4 separate regions of the Mus musculus genome follow, and all the other regions are linked to region 1. The links are chromatin loops, found by intact Hi-C in ENCODE. Cell type or tissue: heart. All regions are shown on one strand.

Region 1 (5,000 bases):
ATGGCAGCTGTGATTCCCATCACTGTAGTCAAGAGCTTCCTAACAGGAGACCTCGCTGAAGTTATAAAGGCAGAATAGGGGCAGAGAAGTGTCAAGAGGTATAGTCAAGTAGAGGCCATGACAGCTGCCCCGTGTTGCAATATTTTAAATGTAATGAGGTCTCTCCTACTGAAGTTGATTAAGCTTCTGAAGACAATTTGTTGGGAGTATTAGTGAAATAACTACAGTTGTTTTCTTCTTGCTTAGAAAGAGGGGGATATTCTCAGTTTTTCAACTGGCAGGTGAGGAATTTAATCCCACTACACCCCAAAGAGGCTCTTCTGCTCATTTGAGGCTTCCAGGAAAGCCTAGTAGATTTTTAAACTTTACTGCGCACTCAGTAAATGGAAATGTTTGGAAATGGTGAAATAAATTGCATGCTAGCTAAGGCCACACTTTTGGAGACTCTGACTTCAGTGTTCTGGGGTTCACCAGAGCTTCAGGGTGTTTCTGGATTCCAGATGGTCGCCTGACTCCAATTGCACTAAGAGTTGGCCACGTGAGGCTACTAATCTGTCCCTCATTTCTTATTTACTATGAAGATGGAGGACAAACATACTTTTAAAGACCTTTCATCTGTATTACTAGTTTATCATGTAGGTGTGTATCAGGTAGGTGAACCCGAGGAATTTATGGATTATGCAGAAAGCATTTACCAATCAATCTTCTAGCAATGGAAGATAGTTTTTATTTTTATTATGGGCATTCATTTCTTCCTTTTAATGTCAAAGCCTCCCTTGTATGAAGAAAATTTTAGGTCTCTCAGGAACTGTGTGGCAGCACACAGTTTGGATGGTGGTTTGTTTCAGTCGCAGGCAGCTGACCTTGCGCTTGCCTGTGAACACAAGGGATGAAAGCGGCTCTCTTAGCTCCTCCCACAATTTCTGAAGCCACTCTGTTGCTGGAGTGGGGGCCATCTGATGGATGACTGACGATTTCCTTGGCAATTTGTGTGGATGGCTGTCCTTGTTTGCTTTTTAGAACTTGTCTTAGTGATTTGCTTAGGAGGAATGTTAATACCCTAGGCCTGGGCATCCATATTGACTCTCATGGTCTTGACCTCGGTACCAACCAATTTAGAGCACGTCTCCTTGTCACTTTGGCCACACAGCAGACAGGTGATGATGGATACAGACCACAGCTGCATGTTGCCCCGAAGACTCCGATTATTAGTTTTTCTCAAAGATGTTGCTTGGATCTAAGGTAACACAATTTTTGGTGAGTTTTTTGTTTGTTTGTTTGTTTTTGTTTTTGTTTTTTGTTTTTTTTTTTTGTTTTGTTTTTCCTATTTGACGAGGAAACAAATGGTCACAGCAACATATACTACTGTGAGGGATAAAACCTAATCTTTTATGGGAGCAACATGAGCCAGCAATTTTAATTTTTAAGTGTGAAAATGTCTTACTTCTGAAATAGAAGATAGGTTTGGAGCTATGCTTTGTGATTCTTGTGATGTGGTTCCTGTGATACCCTACTGAATCTCTAGTTAAAAAAAAAAAAAAATCAAGGCGGCTTCCAAAGATTCACTACCCTATGTGCCTTTCCAGATTAAATCACCAACATTGCCAAGACACCACAGTATCAGGAGAAAGTTTAAAAACTTTGGAAACTTGTGAAAGAATTGCCTGATCTTTTCCCTATCTGGATGCTAAATCTGTATAGAGATACATTGATGGTTTTTGCAAATGTTAGTAGATCAGAGTGGGAAAGAAATGTTATTTTATATATTTATTTACCTACTTTTGATCGGGGAGTGCAACAAATCAATAAGGTTCACAGGGCAGGACATTAATGACAAGTCACCGGAGGCGGCTCCACAAAGGTCCTGAAAACTCGTCTCTCATTGCAGGAATTGGGTTGGGCCACCGGTGGCCCCCCTTCTCAAACACAAATATTTTCATATAATAAAAAGCCTGCTTCCTTATAACCCACCCTCCATTCCCACGACGGTACCATTTTAAAGGGGTGTGCTGCAAGGACTCCTCCTAGTTTTGCAGGTTTTTAATCTCTCCGGCATTCTATCTCGCAGAGGTGAAGAATCTCTCTGGGGTGTCACTCTGGGTAAGAGGGACAAGAAACACCCACTAGGACCCAACCCGGCAGCCAGCGGCCGAGCATGCGCTGAGAGTTTGTGCAGCTGGCCCTGGCTGCCGCTGCTGCCTTGTCCGGACTTGGCGAGGACTTGGGAGGGACAGCGGCGTTGGGAGGTGGCTTAGCAGAGACTTTCCAGCGTCTGCTGCCCGGGACTTTTTTTTTTTTTTTTTTTTTTTTTTTTTTTTTTCTTTTTTCTTTTTCCCAGGAGTTAGCGACGCCGACGGTTGGAGAGAGGAAGACAAGGAAGCGTCTGCTGCTGGCGCCGATGCATCCCTTTGGCTCTCCGGGAGGAGCGTCCCTGCCCGGATGAGTGTCTGCTGTGTGTCCCCGACTGTTCCCCGGCAGGAGCGCAGCTCGAACGGTGAGTGGCCACAAGTCCCACATCTCTCCTGCCCGCGGTCCCTGCCGCCTGCCGGAGTGGCTTCTGCCCTGCGCGGTGCGTCCTGCCGGGGGCGTGCGGCCGCCGGTGACTTTGCCTGACCGCGCAGGCTTTGTGCTCTGCGGGCGGCGGGGACCTCAGTGTCGCGGCGGCACGCGGGACCCCGAGGTTGCGCGTCCGGGGGGGCGGGGGTGGTAGTGAATGATGACCGGTCCGGCTTGGGTACTGCCGCACCGGCCCTGACTCCCCAATTTCTCCTCCCCGCCATCCCGCCCCAGGCTCATCCATTATTCCCGGAGGACAAACTGCATTTCTCACGTTCTTCCAAAGAAACCCTAGTCACCGGGCGGGATCCCAGCTCTGTGCTGCGCCCCCAGTGGCTCCCGAGTTCACACCCGAGCTGTGCGACCCGGTGGTGGGGTGGGAGCAGGGAGGTAGGGCCCAGGAGCTGCCCAGAGAAGGGCATTCCTGTGCTCCGAGAGGTCGATGTGTGTGTGTGTCCGTCCTTGGGAATAGGGATAGCACTGGAGCCTGTGGCATCTCCAGAGTCACAAAGCTGTCCCCCAGGAGACAGCAAAGAAAGTCTCAAGGGCCATGCCACTGGTCCCCTGGGAAAACTAGTTTACTGTACATTCATCCAGAGAGTTAACCTTTTCTCTTGGCAGCAGGTGTTATCCGATGCCATGTGAGGACTTTTGGGAGTTTTATTCCCTTTAAGACTCTAACAAATGAGTTTCGATGAGAGGACGTCTGAAATAAACTAGGCTTGGGGATCCTGGGGACCCAGCTGAGGGCTGGCAGAGGGGTTCACTTGTGAAGGTAGTTCTCTGCTGTGCCCGCCCCTGCAGATCGCCGGGGCTCTGCCTGGACCAGTAGAATGTGGTGAGAGGATGGGGTTTCTCCCTCCCAAGACTCACAATGGCCAGAGAAGATTCCGTGAAGTGTTTGCGCTGCTTGCTCTACGCCCTCAACCTGCTCTTTTGGGTAAGTCCTACTATCCCAGCGGGTGGGGATGGCTAGATTGGGTTTTCTCAACTACCAGATAAGGCGCCAAAGGGCATTGGCTCAGCGTGAATTAACGGCGTGAGATCACATCCTCTGTTGGTCAGAGAAGTAAAAATTGACCTTCTTCGAATACCTTTGATCTAGCTCAAGTTCCATCTGAAATTAGAAAAAAAAAAAAAGCCGCTCCTGTATACAAGTGCCAAGTAACATGAAGCTAATCTAAGGATATAAATAAGTGCACGTGCTTGTACTGGAAGATAAGAGACTATGACAGACTACTCGGGAACCGCTAGTTTGCAGGAATTTTAGATAACTGTGCAAGCCTTACATTTTTTCTATACGTCACCACCACAGCCTATGAAAACTTGTTGGGGCAACTACTCTTAATATATCTTTGGAAAGAGTCACACCTAGATATCTTACCAAAAGTCTGGATACGTTTTTAAAGGGAATTCCATATAGTCCAAAAAGTGGTTTTCTTATAACTATTTCTAAGTTGGGAATGTTTGAGGAATTATATGTATATATTAGGAAAAAAAAACACATCCATCTGAGGAAACAACACATCCATCTGAGGAAACAAAATACATACAATTTAAAAGCCCACGGAAATTACACTGCATGAGTTAGTGACTTTTGGTGTCTTCTATCCAAGTTTTCACCAAGTGTTAGTGTAGTATTATTTATAATGCTTACGGAAATACGAGTATTAAAATTATGAATGTTACTTCAGAAGGTTGTCATACTTAAGTAAGTTCTCTTGTGCCATTTTTGTGTTCCTTTAATAATTTATATTCAACGTTTCCTGTTGGAAATTTTAGTATGCAGTATATTTATTTCTCGTCTGTCTGGCATTGGCTAGCCCCCTTATTTCCTGACAGCTATTACAGCTGGTCTCTAGAGGGGGATATTTTTGTTAAATTGCTCCTTTTGGATTGACAGCATTCTAAGATGACAAATTAAGTCTTTAATAAATCGTTTGAGCACTGTCTAAAAGGACAACTTTTAAAACTTAATATGAAAAAGTTAAGCATTGAGTAATTACACTCACCATTTGCAAACAGAAAAATCACTCATCGATGTTACTGTGCCTCTTAATTCTAAAAGGGCACATTTGAAAGTTGCTCATTAACTTACCTACTTAGCTACCAGGTTTTGAGACTTTGCGCTCTGTTTCTTCTAAAATGCATAGAAATTACTCTTACTGCTAAGTTTTCACTTGCCTACGTTCATCTTCTCAGTGATCGCCTTGTTACACTTTCACACTAAAGGGATCTTTATGGAAGGCCTTGTTGAACTTCCTTTTCTTTGTAAATCAGGAAATTGAGAGCAAGTTAAATGGCATGGCAAAGGCCAGCTATTTCAGTGGTGGTGCGCCCAGGGACAGAACTCACTACTCTTGCACCTAGATGATGTCTTTAACACACAGCCTTTTTGCACGTCCGCACCTCCTCATTAATAAGATCTTTTGTCATTCAATTAA
Region 2 (5,000 bases), 55 kb after region 1:
GTTGTTTTGTTTTGTTTTGTTTTGTTTCGTTTTGTTTTGTTTTTTCTCCAGCATGCCTTGAGTCACTCAAGCCTGTGTAGACATCACTGGGACAGTTTTTTTTTCTCCAGCATGCCTTGAGTCACTCAAGTCTATGTAGACCATTGGTGCAGGTTTTTCCCAGCATGCCTTGAGTCACTCCATGTGTGTCTTTTCGTCTCACATACATCTCTCCTCCTCATTTCTTCTGGCCTACATGAGCTTGTTTAGAAGTGCGGGTGAGCTACTCTCAAGTTTCTATTTAATGACTTATTTAATAAATATCTAAAGTTTTACTTAGATCTTTCTCTTTTATGATAATTTTCTATTTTTAGAGATACCCATGTCCTATGTTTTAAACATCACTTTAACATTTTAAAAGTTTTTTCCCCCCATTGGGAATTTAGCTAGTATAAACATTTTTTTTAAAAGTCAGGATGTCCTTGATTCAAATGCTAGCTCTGCTACCTAGTATCAGTTCCCTTATCTCGTAAGCCTCAGTTTCCATGCCTACGAAATAGGACCAATACAGATGCTCACTTCATGGAGTGTCGAGAAGAGTGAATGGAATCATCAACTTGGTCTCATTTATCATATGCTTATTAATAGTGACATTGCATGACATTCTTTTGTTCCAAACTGTTTTACATTTCATCCAAGAATCTCAAGTGGAAATCTAGTGACTTGAGATTAATCATCGATTTTGCCTCAGACCAGTTCTCCTAAGTTTTTTTCCTTGTGAATGGAATGGCGTCCCTCGGAGACTAAGTTAAGCATCTTAGCTTGCCTTCCGTTCTCAAGCTCTGGACCAGGACGTGTTTGGGAAGGAGTATCTCACTAGATAGCCAGCTAGCTACTCATTCTGCTGTGCCTATGCCCACGGCAGAGGTTCAAGTCTAGGGCAGTCTCCAAACCTGGCTTTGTGCCACTCTTGCTGAGATGGCGAAATTATCAGTGTCACACAGATTTCCTGATATTCCGTTGCTTCCTGACTTTGTTTGTTTGTTGCACAATTAGACTGAAAACAACCCCGTGAAAAGACGTGTAAAGCACCAGGGCATTTATAGAAGGCTGTGTTCAGGAACTGCCCCTGCTAGAGCTCCCAGAATCTTTATTTTTCTGGAACTTAGAATGCAAACTGTGGTAACCCAGGTTGAGAAATAGCGAACCCTTTTTCCTTCTTTCAGGGCTCCACCTCCATGGACCATAAACAAGTGCTACAAATGCTATATCCTGGCTTCACTTGAAATATTCTCTCTTACCTCACAATTCTAGTTTGCATAAAAAGAGTGGCGAATCCGTCCAAATATCCAGAAGGCATTCAAAGCCCTTTATTAGTCTGGCAGGACTGCCACACTGAAGTATCACACGTGCGGTCACTCAGGACAAGTGTCTGTTCACTCTTCTGGAGGCCGAATGTTCAAGAGTGTCAGTATTGATGCTCTTTGAAGCCTCTTCCTTTGGCATGTAAAAGCCTTCGTCCCATGTCCTCCCATTGTCTTGTCTTTATATGTGTCCATGTTTAATTTCCTCTTCCTATAAGGATATCATTCATACCTGATTAAGCCCATGCTGTTGACCTTATTTTAGATTACTTACCTTTCCAGTGGCTCTCTTGACATGAACAATCTCATAAGTACAGGGGTTAGAATTTTAACATAAAAATTTAGAATGGGAGAGACAACTCAGCCTAGGACAATTTTTCTCCTCTACAATAAACACACCTTTGGAACTCATTTGTTGTGGTCCTGCACGTGGGCTGTAACTGAATGGATCTTGCATAATTCTTAGTGACGCTCCCTAATACCTTATTTTAAACATAATTTTTCAATAAAAACATATATATCTAATGGTAGCGCTTGTGTAAGCTTTGGAATCATAGTTGCTGCCATTTTCTGACTGATCAGAAAGTCCCTTCACCTATTGAGGGGCTCAGTTTATTTATATGTAAAAATAATGATTCTATGAATTTATGAAATTCCTAGGCAAATGGATGGACCTGGAGGGCATCATCCTGAGTGAGGTAACCCAATCACAAAGGAACTCACACAATATGTACTCACTGATAAGTGGATATTAGCCCAGAAACTTAGGATACCCAAGATATAAGATACAATTTGCTAAACGCATGAAACTCAAGAAGAACGAAGACCAAAAAATAAATAAATAAATAAATAAAAATAATGATTCTATTGTGTTTTCTAGAGCTTAACATAGCATCAGCTTGGAGCAGAGCTACCTTGAAATGAACCTGTTGTCTTCTTGGCAGGTAGTGACAGAGCACAGACTTGAGCTGGTGTAATACTGAGTTCACTCACCTTCAGGAGGTTCAGAAAGCCTTCGTACAGATCCACAGCCCTCTGTGGATAGGCTCTGAAACAACTCCGTAGGAAAGAACGGATGTCAGCAGCTCTTTAACAATGTTGGCACTGAACACAGCATGTTCAAGTTATTTGGAAAAGCCACTGCTATGGAAGTCTTCATTTCCTGACAGAGCCAGATAAATGGGCTGCTCCATTGTGACTGGAAGTAGGGTGCTCTGAGAATGGCCCTGGCTTGCCGCTTAGAAAGGCTTGCCCCTCTAAGAAATGGGGAAAGACAGTTTTCTCTGGGTAAAAGACTTTTAAAATAGTGACCTCAAAATGCGATCATTTAAAATATTTAGGAAGTGGAGTCTTTAAAGATGCGCTTTATTTTCAGGACTCCCAATACTTTGTGTCAGAATCTCTGACGTTTATGCTAACCTTGTGGTGCTACGATGTTGCGTAGTTGTGACGTTTGTGATACACCCACGCTTTCTAAACACTACGGAAAATGTCTTATAAGTTTCTCAAAACTCTTAGTATTAAGAGCTTATCACTCAAGGTGCTTTTGTGATGCCGCTTTATATTTAAATCATAAGCTCTTTAAATCATAAGCGTTTCAGGCAAGTGAGTGGAAATGTCCCAAGTACACTGAGCATTTTCCTCGCTTGCTGTTGCATGAGGAATTCGGAATCCTTCCAAGTTGGTTTTGGTTAAGCTTTGAAATGGCGCTGGATTGTGATATTTTATGATTCCGTGTTAATCTTGAGCACGGATTGGTCTCCTGGGCGAAGTAATTTGCATAACCATCCCTCTTGGCAGGGTTCTTCTCCGTGACTGCCCATATTCCTTCCTTCCGACTGTCTAGAAGAGGATTTCTCTGTTATCCAAGGGCAAAGCTGTCCTGATCACAGTTGCTTTTTCTAAATCCAGGCTGCACATGCCTTCAAGCCCTGTTTGTAAGCCTTCATCAGCGTTTCTGACAATCTTTGGTGAAGCACAACTGAAAGTGTTCTTAACAAGGCTTAGCGCCAGACAAGCTCGCATTCTTAAGTTCAGCTACATTCAAGCTAGGCATGCCATTATTTTTCTGAGATTATAATGATATAATATGCTAGCTTATCAGGAACCTCACTCTCCTGGGTAATAATAAGTCAAACAAATATCTATTTACAGAATTTTTGCCTTGATTAAGGAAACCAAGATGGCTGGCTACCTTTGAGATGTGAGTTTCAGTCAACAAGTTTTTGGTTTTTTTATTTCCATGGAATTTGTGGAAACTTTCATCACAATAGTTGAATTTTTAGTTATACTAGTGAATAGATAATAAGCAAAATGGTTAGCTACTCTCTGCTGACTAGAAGTTAATGATAATGAAAGACTAGCTATTGAATTTGTAAGTGTGGTTGACAATTCTTTCATCGCTGTGATCATCTGCAAAACATCTTGAAGTTGGAGACTGTGACACCGACTTGCTTTTAGGAGGGGTGGGTGTCACAGGTCAGAACTGTTCCATTATGGAATGGTGAGTTTGCTGTTCCTGTATGATGTTTTCATCCCCAAGATAGAATGCACAGACATCTCCGGCTGATGAGGGACGTTTAACTCAGTCCAAACATTTAAGACATCAGCTCTCTCAATTCTATTAGGTTAAACAGAAGCTGTTCTGTGTCGTTTCTAAGTGTGACTGGTGATTCTGTTCTAGTTTAAGTGCTGTGGAGTGGTGTACTTCACTGACTGGTTGGAAATGACAGAAATGGACTGGCCTCCCGACTCCTGCTGTGTCAGGGAGTTCCCAGGGTGCTCCAAGCAGGCTCACCAGGAAGATCTCAGTGACCTTTACCAAGAGGTAAGACCATGCGTGGGCATCATATCCCGGACAAACGTCCCAAAACACTCTTCAACACTATGCTGATTAAATTTCCACTTTTTGTGTATATCATTAGACCTCATTTTTCTTTTATCTCTGATACATGATTTTTTAAAAAGTGAAAAATCACAGTAACCATATTTCAACAAACAGGATTGAGAAAGACCTAGTTCATTAATTGAATTTTATCTTTTTTTTTAATAATCACTCTCATTAATTAGATTTTACACTTTAACGCCTACAGCCGGATCCTATTGTGCTCTTCTAGAGCTCTTGAAAATAGGCACGTGCAGATCATGCAGCTAACGGGTTCTGTGCGGGAAGCCTGGGCAGACTGGTTTAGGGCCTTGATGTAAGAGAGACAAAACTCTCCTGAGAAAATTATGTGAGCCGCTCTCTGGTTCCCCCTGCTGGTAGTAACCGGTAATCTCAGTTTTAGTTTGCTGAAACATTTTACTGGGTTTAAAAATCAATCATTTGGTGCCCCCCAAATTCACTTATTGTGCATTCTTCCAGGACTCAGTTGCTCTTTCGTAGGAATTTTTATGTTCCTTTGTCCTTAGGTGTTTCACAGTGAGTAATGGGATACCATTCTCAAGTTAAAATGTAAAGTTTATCTGTAAGCTGGGCTACAGAGATGGCTCAGTGAAATGGTTAAAAACATTACTTACTGCTCTTACAGAGAACTGGGGTTTAGCTCCTAACGCTCACTTTGTGTCTAAAAACTATAACTCCACCTTTAACTCTAGTTCCAAGGGATATGGCACCTCCTCTGATCTCTATAGGCTCCTGCACACACATGTATACAC
Region 3 (5,000 bases), 99 kb before region 1:
AAACCAAAAATTTTCTTTTCATAAAAGAAAAAAGTACCCTATGTGTTTCCACAGACAACTAGACTTTTGGGGGTATGTTCAAATTGTGCTGCATGAAAAACTTCTAGTTGAAAAGGATGGCTAGTGAACTCTAGGTTAACATACGCAAGCTCTAACCTCCTTCATACCTGGGCATTTTTACAAGCCAGGACCACTTCTCTTAGGAAAGCTGGTTTACCCCCTCCTAACAGACAATCTTCCTTACAGATGGAAGAATAAATAACACAATTGAAATTTTCAGTTCCAAGATTAATGTTTCTGTATATCCCTGAAAACTTTATATGAAGGTTAGGCGTAAGGACTTATTCTTCCTCATGTTAAAAGACTTGACCCAGGTCACACAGCTACATGGCAGTGAGGACCAAAGCCAAATCTTTGAAAGTTGTGTTCCTAGACACCACTAAAGAAAGACACCAGATCCCACACACACACAGCACTAGTGAGCTTATCTAATCTGTAATCTAATCTGCAGGACAGCCTTAAGGCCCGCAGCACTAGCTAAAATAAACTTCAGCAAGAATTACAGGAAGCTCTAAACCAGTGCTTCTCTACCTTCCCAATATTGTGACCCTTTAACAAAGGTCCTCATGCTGTGGTGAGCCTCGGCCATGAGATTATTTCTGAATCGTAATGTGTTTTCCGATGGCTTTTGGTGACCCTGTGAAAAGGTCATCTGCCCCTTGAGTTGAACTGCTGGTCTAGAATATACCAAGTGCCCCCAAGTCCCTCATAAGTGCCCTCACTCCATATCCAGGTATCTACGTAATGTTACTATCTCTCCTAGAGGGTCCCAATGTGACTGCCAATTATCCAAGGCATCACACTTACTTTTTTGATGGATGCCATCTGTTCTTCTCGCCACTCGGGTTTATTCTTCTTTGCATTCATAAAGAACTCACTGACTCTTTGTTCTAGTTGATCCATTGCATCTGACACAATAAAACATTTCATACTTAGCCGACCAAACTGCTTTGATTTGAGGAAAAAAAAAAGACATCTGACAACTCTGTTTTAGCTTATACACATTTTGTACTATAAGCAGTGGTGCCTTCATTACATTAGTTTTTAAAAAGCTGAAATATTCTGTACTGACTTTGCTATTTCAAAACATTTTCCAGTAATCAAGGTAGAGTGAATTGTACAGACAAGGATCTACGCCACAACCCGCACTGAAATCAAAGTTAATGGCATTAAGTCAGCTGGTTACGGCAATCAGAGCTGCTTACTAACAGTACTCCTGGGACGGTCTCATACTTCTTTTAATAAAAATAGTGATGACAGAGTCAACACTTGCTCCATAGCACCAAGCACCTCATCACGTCCTCTCACAGGAAGGGATAATATATGTGACCGTTGCTCACCATTTATTCACTCAACACACATGCTATTTACTCTATGTAAGGCTTCGCCAAAGCCCAGGTCAAAAATAATGACCTCAGTGGATGGCTGCTAAAAAAATAAATAAAAGGGGTTTTGTTGTGATGGAAATGGAGAAAAAATTGCCCACTATATTTATCATTTAAGCAACTTCAGAGCAGGATGGCTTTTTACAAAAGATGCTGAGATGCTCTAGTTAATCTTCATTTTTAAAACACAATTTACTTTCAGCTACTTGCTGACCTTAGACATGCTGATACTTTTAATGCCTACTCACTTTGTTTCCGAAAACTCCAGGATTACAAAGTAAGTAAACTTGAAAGCACTGTCATATGAATAGATTAAATCCAAACTATCCCAGAATTTTAAAAAAATTGAATGATTGACAATGTTTTAAATTATCCTTTATTCTAAACCTATTTGTAATGGGCATTATACATCCTAATTATCTGTATTAGTTTAAATCCTCAGAAGACTGTCAGTTTTTAAAAAAAAAAAAAAAAAGCAAACAAGCCCCCCAGGCAGCAAGGCTGGAGTTGTCCTAGTCGTCCTGTCCAAGAGTGAACCCAAATCTGTCTGCCACCAAACTCTACTCAATCCCTCTGGAATGTGCTTCGGCAGGTGTTTACTACTGCAACTACCTTAAAGTCAAAGAGAAAAAGCACACCTATTCCAGTCACAGATTTATGAGAGGCTATTGGGCAATGCACCCCAAGAGATGACCCAGAGACTGAGATGAGAAAAGTACAGTCAGGGACAAAAGGTACAGAAATGAGGGGCAGGGGCGGCAGAGGCTCATGAATGAAGAGAACAAGCCCTTAGCAAACTCAAGTTACCTTTGAGCCTCTTCCAGTCTGGCTTTTTCAAAAGAACAAGGTTCATTTTGGAAATAAGTCACATATAAAGCTGCCAAGCACTGACAGAAAAAAAAATCAATGCTAGCAATGCCTGAAAAGCCAAGCACTAGGCAGACAGAAGCAGGAAGATGAGGAGATTAGAGCAAGCCTAGGATTATTATACATATTGAGTGTGAGACCAGCCTGAATGACGTGGTTGTGTTTACAAAACAAGAAACCAGTAGGGAAGCCTATCAAACGTCTACAGTTTTCTAAAGAGCAAGCGGGTGATTTCCTTAAAATCTGATCTCTCTCACTCATTTCTGGCTGAGAAAGTGTCCACGCTGTTCACAGCTCTAAGTGTCTTCCATTAATATGCAACTTGTCAAAGTTCGGCCTTCCGAGTTCACTAGGGTCCCTAGCCTGCCCTTCTATGTCTTTGCTCTGGAGAAATTCGGAATGTAATGAACTTTTAAGTCTGAATGCAGAACTCCAAGTTTCCACATCCAGGCTCGGGTGCAAACCTTCTGAAAATCACGCGAGTTTCCACTGCGGTGCAGTGTCGTCATCTCCATGCAGTACACAAACAACTGTGTTTGCTGTGCCCCGCGTGTTAACGGTACGGTGTGCCCGCCGCCTCCTTGTCACAGCCTGAAAAAAGTAGCGCGGAGGACCCGCCAGGCGATGCCCGAGGGAGGCCGGGGCTGCGCGGGGCCGTGGAGACGCGCCACTTACTCTGCACCTGCAGATCCATCTCGCGCATCTCCGTGAAGCGGTCCCGTAGGTCCATCGGAAGCTGCTCAATCACTGTCAAAGGCACAGTCCGTCAGAGGGCGGGGCCAACGGCGAAGGGACGCGCTGGCGTCACGCGTGTGTGCGTGCGTGCGTGCGTGCGTACGGGAGGGGGGGCGGCTCACAACGAGGCTGCCAGTTACCGTGAGAAAGAAACATCCCCCGCTCCCCCTCCCTCCCGCCATCCCGCCCGCCCGGCCACTCGCGCTCCCGCCCGCCGCCGATCCCGCCCGCCGCGTCGCCGGCGCCGCGCACTCACTTTCCAAATAGTCCTCTAGGTACAACATCGCGGCCCTGACTGTTGCGGGGACGAACGGGTCCAGGGGTTTATTTGTGTCACTCGCTGTCGCCGGAGTTTTGTCCCTTCCAATATGGCGCCTCCGCTAGCAGCACCCGCTCGACTCCGGCAAAGGAAAAAAAAAAAAAAAAAAGCAAAGGAAAAAAAAAAAGGCTCCACTTTGGCGCCTGACGGCGCTTGCCTCACTGCCGCCCGCCGTTGCTATTGGCTGTCTGCAGCGATGACGTCAACCGGCCGGTGCGGATCTCCGCGGTATTCTGGGAAATGTAGTCTTCTTTTTCCCCGAGCGTGGCCATTAGTGAGGGTGTCTCTTGGAGTGGCAACTACAGAAACCACACGCCTGCGCGAAACGGGCACGCCAGAATCCGAAATGCGGTGCCTCTGTTTATTTGTTGATTTCTTACATGGGGGATGACGGGAGTTGTATGCGCCTGCCTGACACAACTAGGAACAACTTTTCACCTGTTCTGGGCGGTGATTCTAAGCCCGCCGTTTGTGAGTCATGGATTTCTGGCTGTGCTAGGCAAATAGCAAAGATTCCAAACGCTAGAATAATCGGCTAAGTTCGGAAAATTCAGGTTGTTTAGAACAGAACTCGCTGCTGGAATTTATCTTCATTATTCACTCCTGATAAATAAATGGGACAAGTGATTGGTGTCCCTGCAACGTTAAGATAATTTATAGTGAGACTGGAGCGAATGTGCATTTCCCAAATTAAAAGACACCCAAAATAGTATTCAGTAGCCAGTTATGTTTTGCGGTGTATCTTGTGTTCATTGTAAAACAACTGTTCAAATGCATCCGCAATAAAGTAAATAAATAGATGAATAAATAACAACCAACCATAAATTATAGTGATTTAATGCATTGCTGGCATATACTAACAATGATTTAAATTTATGTTGGGTAAGTAGCTGGGTTAATGTTTATAGTTCTGGGCAGGCTTTTTTAATAACCCTAGCAAATGTTCACTGGTGGTATAACAAGTGTATCACCGCCCCGTTTCTATCTTAAAAATGCCTTTCATAAAAATTCGTACACTAAATGCTTCTGTGTTTTGGGGAAAATGATCCCTTCTTAGACTATCTGGTGGATTATAACACCACACACCTGTAATCCCCTAAGTGGGAGAATTGAGACAGGAGGATTAGGAGTGTGAGCTTTGGCAACATAGGCAATTAGAAGCCAACCCAGATTATGGAAGACCCTTTCTCATACAAAAGAAAATAAATCAGTATGACACATTTTATTCACTACTCAATATTTTTATGTTACAATTTTATTTACAATGACATACTTGTATTCTCTTTTGTCTTCTTTTAAAGCCATTTTCTTATTACTTGAATGTTAAATATATTTAGTCTACACCTGTTTAATTTAAATTTTGTACTAAAACTATTTATCTGTTTGTGCTCTTTGTTCAAAAGCAGCCACGTTTGTTTACAGTGCCTAATTTCATCTGTGTTGGGGTTTTTAACTCTGAATTCACTTTTCCAGGGTTATAAATATAGAGAAATTTCACTGCTGGAGTTAAAATCGAGTTTTGCTAGAGAATATTAGCATTTGACTCTGCAACTTTGCTGCAAGACACCATCAAACTTAGGGTCAAATTAAGTTATGTAGTTGAGGTTTATTCTATTGCACCGATAGATTGAATT
Region 4 (5,000 bases), 120 kb before region 1:
TGTAGAGAAGTAATACATTTAAAATAAAGATAAAATGCATTATTATATAACTAACTCTTTTGGTCTCTCATTTGCACCTTTTTTTCCTCCTTCAGCTCAGACAACAGGGTTTCTAAACACCTAAACTACAAATAGGAATAGTGACACAAAATGATTTATCTGAAAGAACAAAAGAAAGTAAAAAGAAGTCACTTACATACTAACTGAGAACAATTACAAATGACTCTAACAGTTGAAAGACTTCCTTCCTGCCTTCAAGGTGAGGCAGTGCAGAGAGCCAACTGCCTATCCAGTGTTTAGCCTGGATCACTGTACCCTGCTGTGGTTAATCCCTGGAGATGTATGGATACAGCTCCACACAACAACCCTGAACAAAGACACACACTGCCATGGGAAACTTACTTGCTCTTCCTGCCACTCCGCGAGTCCGTGGCGGAGGAACTGGCATTCTGGGTTAAGGTTGTCATGAGTGCCGATGAGGAGGAGTAGCCAGCTGTTTCTCTGGGTATGGAAAATTCTTTTCCCAGCTGGAAGTCATTGTTCTTAAATGCTTCGTAACTGGCTTTTAAACTCGATGTTCTTCGCCCTTCTTTCATCTTAAGTAGACATGTATTGACAACATCAATATATGTAAATATGTATTTTCTCTTTAAGTGTTACACGTTATGGTTATTTAAGTCATGGAAAAATTCAGAGTCTTTTTCATGCTAAGCTGAGAATAAACATGGGAAATAGAATGTCTTAACTCACACTATGTGCAAACCACAGAAATGAGCTAACTGCAGCCAACACAGATAAAAGCCCAATGGTACAGAAAGAGCAGATATTGTCCTCATGATGACAGGAAGGTAACTTGTGCACTAACTGGGAAAAGGGTCAACGTGATGGCATGATGCGTCACTCTATACCCAATAACTTCTCTGCATTATTACTAAAACACCAACTAGCCTAAAAGGGCAACTTCAAGCTCAAACTATATGATGTCTGAAAGCTCTGCTAACACCTAGTGGCTCCTACTGAGGTTTGCCAGTGACGGGAACCAATGTAGCACTTGCCTCTACCCACGACTATTACCTGTGCTGTCGCTTGCACGGCCTGTGCTGCCGCCATGGTGATGGCCCCTGCGCCAGCCCCTGAAGATAATGAACCAATGTTATAGGAGGCCAGGGGCTGGGACGAGTTCACATTGTAAGCATTGTTGCAGGAAGCTGTGGAATTATTGTTCCGACAACCTGTAAAGAAGAAAAAAAAATGGTTGCAGAGTACATAAGGTTTCTGAGATTGAAATAAATTATTTCCCCATATATAAAATTAAATTTAAATTCTTCATATACTTTAGGGATTGAATCAACTGGAAAATACAAGGCAATTTTCCTTTTCCTTCTTATCATCATGTAGACTTCAGAGGTAGCACATGTGTGGATTATAATCTTGAGCGCTCCTCTATCCCTTACTCCAACATAAACAAAACAAGCAAATTACCACTTTCGAGAAACGAAACTCACCCAGCGTGTTCTCCTTGGAAGCGTCAGATGTAAGGGTGGACAGCAGCGCTTCAGATTTGAATTTCTTCTCAGGGATATGGTCTGCTGCTGCATGGTGAGAAGTTGGATTATATTTCCTTTCTGAATAAAAAGAAAATTCACAAATTTCAAACTTCAGGGGACTACAGAGAGGAATACTTCCACCCCTTTATAAATCAGTACAGTTATGATCTCGGTTCCTTGTGAAATGGACCATTATGCTCACCAAGGAGGGGACAAGCAAACAGTCTTTGTCACGTGGTTCATGGAGAGAACAGACATTTCAAGCACTTTAGAAACTAGGAGCAAAAAACTAAAGACAATCCACGATGTACTACGGTTTCACATTATCACGAGAGAAAGTCCATCATAATATACTGCCTACCATTTAGAATAGCTTCCAATTTACCTCTCTTTCCTATTGAATTGACTTGTCAAAAAAATGTAGCAACCAATAATCCCCTTTCACTAACTCACTAATAACAAGATTTTATCACATGATAAATATCAGCTAAGCACTGGAAGGCAAGGCTGAAAGAAATGGGCCTACATGAAGAAGTGTATAGTTGGGTCAGTCGTACCACTCCCTAGATCTGTTTTATATCTGTTTCTGCGCTGATAGAACAGACTTCCTGTTCCCAAATTAAATATATGTTGCTTAAATGGAAAAGTCTACACGTAAACTGTGATAAAAAGCCTATTGTTTTTCTTTTTTCTTTTATTAGGTATTTTCTTTATATACATTTCAAATACTATCCCGAAAATTCCCTATACCCTTCCCCCACCCTGCTCCCCTACCCACCCACCCCGATTCTTGGCCCTGGCGTTCCCCTGTACTGGGGCATATAAAGTTTGCAAGACCAAGGGGCCTCTCTTCCCAATGATGGCTGACTAGGCCATCTTTTGATACATATGCAGCTAGAGACACGAGCTCTGGGGGTACTTGTTAGTTCATAATGTTGTTCCACCTATAGGGTTGCAGGCCCCTCCAGCTCCTTGGGTGCTTTCTCTAGCTTCTCCATTGGGGGCCCTGTGTTCCATCTTATAGATGACTATGAGCATCCACTTCTGTATTTACCAGGCACTGGCATAGCCTCATACGAGTCAGCTACACCAGGGTCCCTTCAGTAAAATCTTGCTGGCATATGCAATAGTGTCTGGGTTTGGAAAAAGCCGATTTTTTAAAAAGGGAAAGGAAAGGACGTTTCTCATTTGCTTATGTAGAGCTAATAAAAGAGCACATACAGGTGACATGTACGGTGCTAAACTGTACTTGAGCCAGACTTACTTTCCACGGGAGTATGTGAATGAGCGTGGTGATTGTTCACTGGCTGCGAAGGAGCATCTAATTCCAAAGATCCTAGAGAGGGGACACAGAGACAATCCAGGATTAAACGTCACTATAGAATCTCCACTTAAACCAACCCCCAACAAGATGGCCCTCACATATGACTGCCAACCTCTGGCATATCACTTTAGACAGACATGTAGAGAGTTACTATCTTCAATTGCATCCTGAGCAGTCCTCTCTCTAAGGAGGAAGACTCACTTCTCAGTATTCACCGTAAGTACACAACAGCTCAAGATATGCTAATATCTAATTAGAGAATCTTTCATGCTGAGTGTCACACAAATAGAAAAAAGGACATTACAACTCTATTAATGGTGAGATCTAAAAAATTCAATCTAGTAACAAAATTGAAAGCCTTTTAATACGTTATCCTAAAGGTCTAGGTGATGGGGATATTACTGCATACAAAGAAATTCAATCACAAAAATTAACTGCAATACTGACAGTTCCAAAAAAGAGCTTAGGGCTTTGCTTGCAAACAGTAAAGGGCATAACCCCCAATCCCAAGCTTTAAAACACTTCTGAAGAAATTCTCTCAACTTATTAAAGATTCGTTGAGATACAGTGATGTCAGGGCAGGATGAACAGTTTGTATGTGACCCCGTTCCGTTTCCTGTGTCTGGGTCCTTAGTGGTTGTGTCATTAACTCCCTGAAGCAGTGAGGAGGCAGGCAAGGCTTACTCACAGCCACCAACAGCATTTCCAAAAGAAAGAAACCTTCAAAGGTAGTCATACAACATTTCATTTTGTTCCCCAGTATCTATTATCCTCAGATAGGTTTCCTCCGGAATAAAAGTATCACCAATAAAGAAGATAATTATGTGAAGCAAGGATCTACTTTTAAATTTAAAATTGCAATCCTTACTAACAGACACACGCCTGGCTTGTCCAGTTGACCTCACACGCCCCTGTAAACACAGCTTAGGTACCCTGTAGTCATGAAACCCACTACCTGGCAATAGAAACGAACTGGCTGGTGAATGTACCAAGGAATGAGCACTGTTGGACCCTAACTGGACTGTCATAGAAATCACCCTGAGGACTAACTTGGTTCCCTTACCACTCAGTGACTACCTCCTCTGACCCTACCAACAAACTGCTACCTCACCTAGTTAGGCTAGAGAAGATGTGAAACTGGTTAAACACAAATCTGTCTTGCTCACGTTTTGGGGAATCCCCAGAGTTAAGCCCAGGCGATATCTGGGACTAAGTTTAAGCACATCAAGTTTGTAACAACAACAAAAAATATTAGGATGAGTTCTTCTGATAAGGGGAGGTTTTGAAAAGACTTCCCAGCACAAGAGGAAGTGTTACGGAAGCGATGGAAACCTCAGTCCACACAGGTGAGGAGCAAAGTCTCAACAATTCTGCCAGCTGAAGCACACAGAACAGGCGTGGCTTGGCTCTCACGGTGGACACTTGGACGTTTTTGCCTCTTTCTTTCTCTAACTCTCTTCTAACTTAGCATATGTGAATATTAAACACGCACGGAGTCTGCAATGTGGGCACACGTGCTCAGAATCACAATGGTCTGGAGGCTGGGGCGGCAAGCTTTATAGAGCATGGTCCCATCTCAAAGTGAAAACAACACAAAGTGAAAGACTTTGTATGCTGTCTTCATAAAGAGGGAGTAGACTGACAGCCTGCATATTTCTCTCAGTGTTTATGACCCAAAGACTTCAATGCCAGCCTAGAAGTTACGGGACCCAGAGGCTACCATCCACCAAAGGGCATATATGATCTGGCAGGCTTTTGTGAGAAAACTACTCTCCAAGATGAATAGAAAAACCATAAATTGTACTTACGCCTCTCTAGTATTTCTGTAATTCCAGCATTATCGGCTTCCAGCTCCATTTTAAACTTGGCCAGTTCCTGATCCAGCTTTCTCAAGTGGCGATCTACCTGTTTCAAAAAAAAAAAAAAAAAGATAACACCAAAATCTGGGGCCCAGCTAACGTACGGTTTAATGACGAAACTTCAATATTTCTTTACTAAAAGGTAAGTCTGCTTCATATCTTTAGACTAGTCAATCAACTTATATCTTAGTACATCTTAGGGTACTGGGCTAATACCTCCCCAACCTTATTTTTAAGAAAGCAGCGTCTCAAATCTGTTAGAAAATGTTC

What was found. Hi-C counts contacts between places; a loop is a spot of excess contacts. Peaks named below come from ENCODE experiments on the same cell type or tissue, not always from the same donor. Only the 100,000 strongest peaks of a DNase experiment are listed, where the experiment ranks them.
Region 2: it touches region 1 in a loop (6-fold over the local background); 8 of 42 quality-filtered maps call a loop at or near these places.
Region 3: it touches region 1 in a loop (3-fold over the local background); 11 of 42 quality-filtered maps call a loop at or near these places.
Region 4: it touches region 1 in a loop (1.9-fold over the local background); 2 of 42 quality-filtered maps call a loop at or near these places.

What each region holds. Positions count from the first base shown.
Region 1 is chr6:21,849,506-21,854,505 of GRCm38, reverse strand. It overlaps Tspan12 (tetraspanin 12), which reads left to right and starts at 1,973. Exons shown (of 9, transcript NM_173007.4): 1 at 1,973-2,100; 2 at 2,339-2,494; 3 at 3,361-3,496. The coding sequence starts at 3,431. Gm30270 (a long non-coding RNA gene) reads right to left here and starts at 2,088. Exons shown (of 2, transcript XR_377371.2): 1 at 1,780-2,088; 2 at 723-1,237. In heart, a CTCF peak has its summit at 2,873; DNase peaks (open chromatin) are centred at 2,185, 2,845 and 3,385; H3K4me3 peaks cover 2,829 bases; H3K27ac peaks cover 2,617 bases.
Region 2 is chr6:21,794,748-21,799,747 of GRCm38, reverse strand. Tspan12 (tetraspanin 12) reads left to right here. Exons shown (of 9, transcript NM_173007.4): 8 at 4,027-4,170. Among named protein-coding and RNA genes, the nearest start is that of Gm30270, 55 kb to the left of the region's middle. In heart, CTCF peaks have their summits at 2,382 and 4,602 (motif pointing left); DNase peaks (open chromatin) are centred at 927 and 2,437.
Region 3 is chr6:21,948,097-21,953,096 of GRCm38, reverse strand. It overlaps Ing3 (inhibitor of growth family, member 3), which reads right to left and starts at 3,482. Exons shown (of 12, transcript NM_023626.4): 1 at 3,304-3,482; 2 at 2,988-3,059; 3 at 868-968. The coding sequence starts at 3,331. In heart, a CTCF peak has its summit at 2,939; DNase peaks (open chromatin) are centred at 3,116 and 3,616; H3K4me3 peaks cover 2,285 bases; H3K27ac peaks cover 1,888 bases.
Region 4 is chr6:21,965,510-21,970,509 of GRCm38, reverse strand. Ing3 (inhibitor of growth family, member 3) reads right to left here. Exons shown (of 12, transcript NM_023626.4): 5 at 4,680-4,776; 6 at 2,812-2,883; 7 at 1,506-1,625; 8 at 1,075-1,232; 9 at 403-596. Among named protein-coding and RNA genes, the nearest start is that of Cped1, 18 kb to the left of the region's middle. In heart, no CTCF peak of the experiment used is centred here; no DNase peak of the experiment used is centred here.